3 separate regions of the Mus musculus genome follow, and all the other regions are linked to region 1. The links are chromatin loops, found by intact Hi-C in ENCODE. Cell type or tissue: heart. All regions are shown on one strand. Region 1 has its middle 2.5 kb from the start of Gm11961. Region 2 overlaps Mtmr3 (myotubularin related protein 3). Region 3 overlaps Mtmr3 (myotubularin related protein 3).

Evidence for each region. Hi-C counts contacts between places; a loop is a spot of excess contacts. Peaks named below come from ENCODE experiments on the same cell type or tissue, not always from the same donor. Only the 100,000 strongest peaks of a DNase experiment are listed, where the experiment ranks them.
Region 2: it touches region 1 in a loop (2.2-fold over the local background); 13 of 42 quality-filtered maps call a loop at or near these places.
Region 3: it touches region 1 in a loop (2.5-fold over the local background); 5 of 42 quality-filtered maps call a loop at or near these places.

The regions. Positions count from the first base shown.
Region 1 is chr11:4,628,994-4,631,493 of GRCm38, reverse strand. It overlaps a transcript of Gm11961 not described here. Among named protein-coding and RNA genes, the nearest start is that of Gm11961, 2.5 kb to the right of the region's middle. In heart, no CTCF peak of the experiment used is centred here; a DNase peak (open chromatin) is centred at 1,323; H3K27ac peaks cover 2,500 bases.
Region 2 is chr11:4,581,449-4,583,948 of GRCm38, reverse strand. The region is part of intron 1 of Mtmr3 (myotubularin related protein 3); the gene reads left to right. Among named protein-coding and RNA genes, the nearest start is that of Mtmr3, 12 kb to the left of the region's middle. In heart, no CTCF peak of the experiment used is centred here; no DNase peak of the experiment used is centred here.
Region 3 is chr11:4,516,078-4,518,577 of GRCm38, reverse strand. It overlaps Mtmr3 (myotubularin related protein 3), which reads left to right. Exons shown (of 19, transcript NM_001373897.1): 6 at 671-837. Among named protein-coding and RNA genes, the nearest start is that of Hormad2, 76 kb to the right of the region's middle. In heart, no CTCF peak of the experiment used is centred here; no DNase peak of the experiment used is centred here.

The DNA.
Region 1 (2,500 bases):
TGCCCTACAACACGCAGCCCAGCCTCTACAGTGGAGCTGTCTGGAAGTAAATCTGAACAGTGTTGAGTGAAGACCCTTAGGGATGTCTGAGTTTTTGTCGTGGTGGCTTGGGTCTGTAGCAGTCAGTGTTAGCACCATTATGCCCTGGTCACTTGCCAAAAGCAACTTAAAGGAGGAAGGATTTGCTTCATTCCCTGGTTTTAGAGCTTTCAGGTCATAGTCTTGGCTTTCTAGGTGAGGCAGAACATCATGGCAGCAGTAGTGTGTACACAGTAAGCCAGGAGCAGAGCAGAGCTGGGGACCAGATGTAGCCCTTAAAACCATCCCCCTAGTAGCCTACTTCCTCACCAGACCACAGCTCCCTTCCACCACATCCCCAAATAGCCTTACCATCTAGGGACAAAGCATCCAACACCTGAGACTGGGGAACATTTTATCTTCCAACCATGAGTCCCCAAAAGGGTAAAGGTGGGAGCTGCCAGACTTCTCAAGCTGTAGGCTCTGGAACTCACATGGCATCACTTCTTCCATGTTTTAGATGGAAGCTAGTCAAAGCAGGGTGTGGTGGTACATCCCTGTAGTTCTAGAACCTTTCAGGCAGATGCAGAAGGATTGACATAAGCTCAAGACCAACCTGGTTCACATAGCAAGTTCCAGACCAACCAGGGGTAAATAGTAAGACCTTTTCTCAACACACACACACACACACACACACACACACACACACACACACACAGAGTGAATGTGGCCATTTGTGCAGGTCAAAACATAAGTCTCCTTTTACTATGCGGGTTTCAGGATTAAACACAGGCTCTCAGGCTTGGTAGCAGATACCGTTACCCTCTGAGCCATCTCACTGGCTCCACATTCAGATTTCTACATGGGCACTAGGAATCAAACTCAGATCTTCATGCTTGCCTAGCAAGCACATTACTGCTGAAGCTATTTCCCAAGCCAATAAGGCCAGGCATGGTTCAAAGGAGGGAGGAACTAGCCTTCTTCCCCACACATTCTCTCTTTTCTCTATCTAGATGCTGGGCGGCTGTTTTTATTTGCAATCTAGCAAAGCCAGGGAGACTACTGAATGAGGGAGGTTCATGTGCGAGGTGACAATGTGTAAAGAAGTCACCCTCAAGAGAAATAACTAATTGCAAAGTGTTACATAAATATAGGGTTTCATAATCCACTCCATCCCTGGTCAGCAACTGTTGTCTTCAGCAGTTTTCCATTAAGCCAGGCTTTCTGTCAATAGGCCTCTGCTCAGCATCGCCCCAACCCCCCTGCCCTTGCTGAGTCCATCAAAGCTTTTGCTGATTCCGGAAGAATCCAGAGAATGAGCACTGGGCCTCTAACAGCAAAGCAGCCGCTCCACATTCTCCAATGCTCTCCCAACCCTTGGCTTTAGTGAGAAGATCAAGTTAAATGATTATGAAGGGCAGGCTTCCTGGCTTTGAAGGTGGAAGGTTTGATTTGAAGGCAGCTGGTTATCCTCTCATTCTAATCCACAAAGAGCAGTTGTCTTGTTTCCCCGCCACTGGTCTGTGAGCAACACAGAGGTTAAAGCAGAGCAATCCGGGTTACCACGCTGTAGGAATCAGAGGGCAGCGGCAGCACGAGGCAGTGAGGAATCTTAATAAACAGGAAATCCAAGCCTCTCATCTATGAATGAAGAAACTGACCTGCAGGGAGAGGATGGGACCTGCTCAGGGTTGCCTGGCCACTGAGCGGGCATTGACACTGAAGTCTCCTTGCAGTGTGGGGTGGGGGTGGGGTGGGGGTGTGCAGCATGGAAGTGCTATGCAGGTCACCCACAGAGTGACAACTGGTGCTTCCTATTCTCTCCATAGCCACCAGTGTGGGGCAACAGAAAGGGAGACAATTCCCCGAGACTGGACACAGTTAAATCACAGAGGGCAGGGGCAGGGGTAGGGGTAGGGAGAGCCATGTGAAGACAAGATAAACATTTATTTAAGCTTTGGTTTTTAAATTCTGTATCACTGTGTACTTTTCACACAGGATGTGAGAGGAGGGACTTTCGAGACATCTCCAACAGACAGGATGGTGGGAAACTTGATGGTTTGTATGTTCAAGTTTTCTGTGTGTGTGTGTGTGTGTGTGTGTGTGTGTGTGTGTGTGTGTGTATGAGAGAGAGAGAGAGAGAGAGTGCATATATGCTCAGAAGAAAATTTTGGGTGTTGGTCTTGCCTTTGACTTGTTTGGGGCATGATCTCTTTGTTGTTCTCCCATGTGTATATCAGGCTAACTGCCACTCAAACTTCTTCTCCTGGGACTCTCCTGCCTCCTCCACGTTCCTGTAGGAGTGTTGGGATTCCTTACGTACTTGGTAGTGCAATGGCATTTATGTAGGTTCTGAGGATCCAACCTCAGCTCCTCCCTCGAGTGCAGCAAGTACTTTACCTATGGGGCCATTGTTTCAGCTTTGGGTGTGGTTGTTTGTTTGTTTGATTGTTTGTTTTTGAGACTGGGTCTCAGGCTGGCC
Region 2 (2,500 bases), 48 kb after region 1:
ATTTTAACATGAGTGAGTGTGTTCTCTCTATGTATCTCTGTGTACCACATGTGTACCTGGTGCCTGTAGAGGTCAGGAGAGGGTACTGGGTTCTCTGTAATTGGAGTTGCAGACTCTTGTGAACTGTCATGTAAGTACTCAGAACCAAGTCGTCTGGAAGAGCAGCAAGCACCCTTAACCGCTGGGCCATCTCTCAGCCTCTTGAAAGATTTTACAAACATTCTTTAGATTTCTAGGCAAGGTGTATAATGGAGAAAAGTTTTTTGTTCTTGCCTGCCACCCAATATCTTGTTTCTGCTGCTGGAAATAATTAAGATTCTATCACATGTATGGTTTAAAATTATTCTTTACTAAGATATACTTTACATATAGCAGTGTTTAGTTTTTTAAATATTTATTTATTATTATAAGTACACTGTAGCTGCCTTCAGACACACCAGAAGGGGGCATCAGATATCATTACGGGTGGCTGTGAGCCACCATGTGGTTGCTGGGATTTGAACTCAGGACTTTTGGAAGAGCAGTGAGTGCTCTTAACCGCTGAGCCATCTCTCCAGCCCCTAGTGTTTAGTTTTAGACACATAATTTTGTAAAAACTATTATGATCAAGGAAGAATAGTTTATTTGATAATCACAAACACTTTTCTTGCAGTCCTTTGTGTAGTTAGTCTGGTCTCTGGCTGTTTGTTTTCTTTTTATGGCTTTGTCTATTTTAAAATTCTATGTATGGGCCACACAGCATGCAGCCTTTATAGTGAGATGGCATCTCACTATATGTATTTCTGGCTGTCCTGAAACTTCCTGTGTATACTAGGGTGGCTTTGAACATGCAGTGATTCTGCCTTTGAAAGGCAGAGGTTATAATATGGCATATTGTACTTGATATAGTGTGATTTGATACTCATCCTGTTTTTGGTTATCAGTAATCAGTTTTTACTTCAGAATAGTATTTTGTTGTATGAATATGCCACAGTTTATATCTCTTATTTTATTGTATTGTTTTTAGATTTTGATAATTACAACTAAAGGTGCTAGAAAGTATACACATGTATGTATGCCCATGTATTTATTGTTTTGATGGAAAAAGTAAAGTGCCTGTGGCTGAAGAGATGACTCAGTTGGAAGCGTGCTTGATAGAACGTATATAAGCCTGAAGAGTTTGTATCCTATCACCCACATAAAAAACCAGGTGTATGTCTATAATCCCAGTGCTGGTTAAGGCAAGAGATTTCACTGTCTCAGTGGAATCATGGGTTCTGGGTTCAGTGAGAGAGCCTGTCTCAGAAAATAAAGTAGAGAGTAATTGAGTAAGACACTTGATATTGATACTTGACCTGTACATGTATGTACACTCAAATATAATATCTAGCTGATTCAGCTTTTTGTTTGTTTTAAAGTTTTTTTTTTTTTTTTCCATTTTTTTTTATTAGGTATTTAGCTCATTTACATTTCCAATGCTATACCAAATGTTTTAAAGTTTTATTTATTTAATTTATATGAGTACATTTGTAGCTGTCTTTAGACACACCAGAAGAGGGCATCAGACTAGTGGTTGGGCTGTGAGCCACCATTTGGTTTCTGGGAATTGAATCCAGGCCCTCTGGAAGAGCAGTCAGTGCTAGTGCTCTTAACCACTGAGCCATCTCTCCAGCCCTTTTGTTTGTTTTTTTAAGACAGGGTTTCTCTGTGTAACCTTGGCTATCCTGGAATTCACTCTGTAGATAAGACTGGCCTTGAACTCAAGAGACTCACCTGCCTCTGCCTCCTGTTCCGAGTGCTGGGATTAAAGCTGTGTACTACCACTGCCTGGCTCTGATCCAACATTTTGATGTTGTGACTTGACATTGACTATAAGTGTATTTGGGCATACTCTGTTCTGGGACACGTGTGAACCTTGGGTCGAACATGCCTAGTCCTTTTGTATCTTTACTACAGAATCTGAAAAGGCTGGGAATTTTCATAGAGCATTGTTAGTTTAGCAAACTTCACTTCTAGAAAAACCCACTTAGAGAATAAATGGGAGTAACTTGTTTACATGAGTATTCTTAAACTGTTACCTCTAAAGCAAAAATTTTCTTTTATTTAAAAAGTTTATCCAAAAGACTCAGATTTGATTCTCAGCATCCATACAGTGGCTGGCACTCAATCATCTGTAGCTTGTTTGAGGAGAGGCTCTCTTCTGTACTCCAAAAGCATCAGACATATTTGGTACACAGATACATACATAGCCAAATACACAGAACATACTAATACTTTTTTAAAATTAACTATTTTTATTGTGTTGTTTGTTTGTGTTCATTTGCATGCCCTCAGGTCAGGGGACAGACAAGTTGTGTGAGTTAGCTCAGTTTCACCCGTGCACCCTAGGGTTAGAACTCAGGTCATTGTGTTTGCTAGCAGGTACCTTCATGCATTGAGCCAGCTTGTCAGCCTCAGAATTTTTTAAAATTAAAGAAGTTAATGCATACATACTTTTTAATGAATATGTAAACTGCCTTAG
Region 3 (2,500 bases), 110 kb after region 1:
TGTCTTCAGACACTCCAGAAGAGGGTGTCAGATTTCGTTATGGATGGTTGTGAGCCACCATGTGGTTGCTGGGATTTGAACTCCGGACTTTCGGAAGAGCAGTCGGGTACTCTTACCAACTGAGCCATCTCACCAGCCCTGAACATATTTCTTAAGAGAGATAACTGTAGCTGGGCAGTGGTGCCGCCCACCTTTAATCCCAATACTTGGGAAGCAGAGGCAGGCAGATTTCTGAGTTTGAGGCCAGCCTGGTCTACAAAGTGAGTTCCAGGACAGCCAGGGCTACACAGAGAAACCCTGTCTTGAAAAACAAAAGAGAGAGAGAGAGAGAACTATAAAACAAGCTAAAGAAGTAGGGTGAGACCTGATCATCAAAGAGACAAAACGATTACTTTACTTTGATAATCACTATTAATTACTTTTAGAAGAGATTCATTAGATCAAAATAATAGATTTTTCCATATGTCCAACTTCCTTTTTTTTTCTTTTTGCACCCCTGGCTAAAATGTGTTGCATCTGTTTTTATTGTAAGTGTAGTAAATGACTATGTCTGATGTTTTCTTCACTCATCGTCATTATGGCTAGACACTCTTGAAATGGTGGCTTTTCTTAGACTGAGTCATTATCGAATGTCACCTGATGACGTTTATATCTGTTTTGCTTTGCAAAGGTGTCAGTTCCCAACCTTTGAGCAATGTCAAGATTGGCTTAAGAGATTGAACAATGCAATCCGACCACCTGGTAAAATAGAAGATCTCTTCTCATTTGCATACCATGCTTGGTGCATGGAGGTCTACGCCAGTGAAAAGGAGCAGCATGGAGACCTGTGCAGACCAGGTAGGCTAGACTTCTGAAGCTTTGCTTGGAGGCCTTTATCATGAAATGGGAACCCACAGGAGTCATGCCTTCAATCTCTGTCATCTAGCTTTGTCCCATTACTTTCCCATTAGTTTAGTACAACATATCTCTTGCTTTTCAGGGGAAGGGGAAAAAAAACAAACTGTGTTTGATATATTAGCTTCCTAGGCCAAAAATGACTATAAGGAGGTTTGTGGGGATTATGGGACCCTAGTGGAAGGAAGCTGTGCATTTTCAGTAACATTTCATGTTAAATAGTATTTAGTAGTCTTTGAACCAGATTAGCCTTGGACATTTATGCAAAAATACTTAATTTCTCACTTTATTTTCTTACTTTTTTCCTGATCTTTCATTAAAATGGCATCTGTGTGTGTGAGAGTGAGTGAGCGAGTGAGACAGAGATATTTGTGTGTGTCTGTGTGTGTGTGATATGCTAGGATTGAACCCTAAATTTTGTGTATGCTAAGGCAATTATTTGTAGTGTCAACTAGTGTGTGTTTGCGTGTGTGTGTGTGTGTGTGTGTGTGTGTGTGTGTGTGTGTGAACTACAACATGTATGGAGGTAAGAGTGATTTGTGTATTTTCCTTTATGGATGGCTACCTTATTTTTAAAGAGAGGTTAAAGCTCACCAAGTTAATCAGTTGTAGTGGGCACCAAGCTCCAGCAATCTTTCTATCTTTGCCTTCCCAGGACTAGGATTGTAGGCATGTGCCACGGTGCTCTGCTTTTTACATGGGTATTAAAGATCCAGATTTAGGTCCTTTTGCTTGCCCAGCAAGCACTACTGAATCACCTTCCTAGCCCCTATCATTATGTTTTAAACTAAATTCAACCCAACTTTTGCTGGGTGTGGTGATGCACACCTTTAATCCCAGCACTCAGGAGACAGAGAGGCAACAGATCTCTGTGAGTTCAACACTAGCCTGGTCTACATTGCAAGTTCTAGGCTAGCTAGCCTTACATAGTGAAATCCTATCTCAAATCTAAACAAACAAAAAATGTGGCTCTTTTCAAATTTTTTTTTCTGGTTTTTCGAGACAGGGTTTCTCTGTGTAGCTCTGGCTGTCCTAGAACTCACTCTGTAGACCAGGCTGGCCTCCAACTCAGAAATCCACCTGCCTCTGCCTCCCAAGTGCTGGGATTAAAGGTTTGTGCTACCAACACTCAGCTTTCACAACAAACTTTTAAAGATAACTTTTCTGTTCCCTTGGTAATTTTAGTTGTTTCTTTTTTAGCTGGCTTTTAGGATATTCCTAAGATGGGTTGTCCTGTGGTTGGGTCTTCAGGCTCTGTCCTTCCTGATGATGTATACCAACCAGTACAGCTGTCCAGCGTCCTCTCTCTTTCTGTAGGCCTGTGAAACATGGGGTGGGGGGAATGAAGTGGGTAAAGTCTTGATTTTAGAATTCAAAAGGCTGAATTCAAACCCATACTCTATGTTTAACTGAAAATAATACTAGGCAAGCCACGTAAACTCTCTGACCTTCAGTTTCCTTTGTCAAACTGGAACATTTCATATTCTTCCGCTCCAAATTAATATGGGTATCTTGAAGATCAAGTGTGTTAATGCCAGAGTTCAATTTAGTAAATTCTCTTCTACCTCTAATACATGAGGTTTATGAAAGCCCTCTGGAAACCATG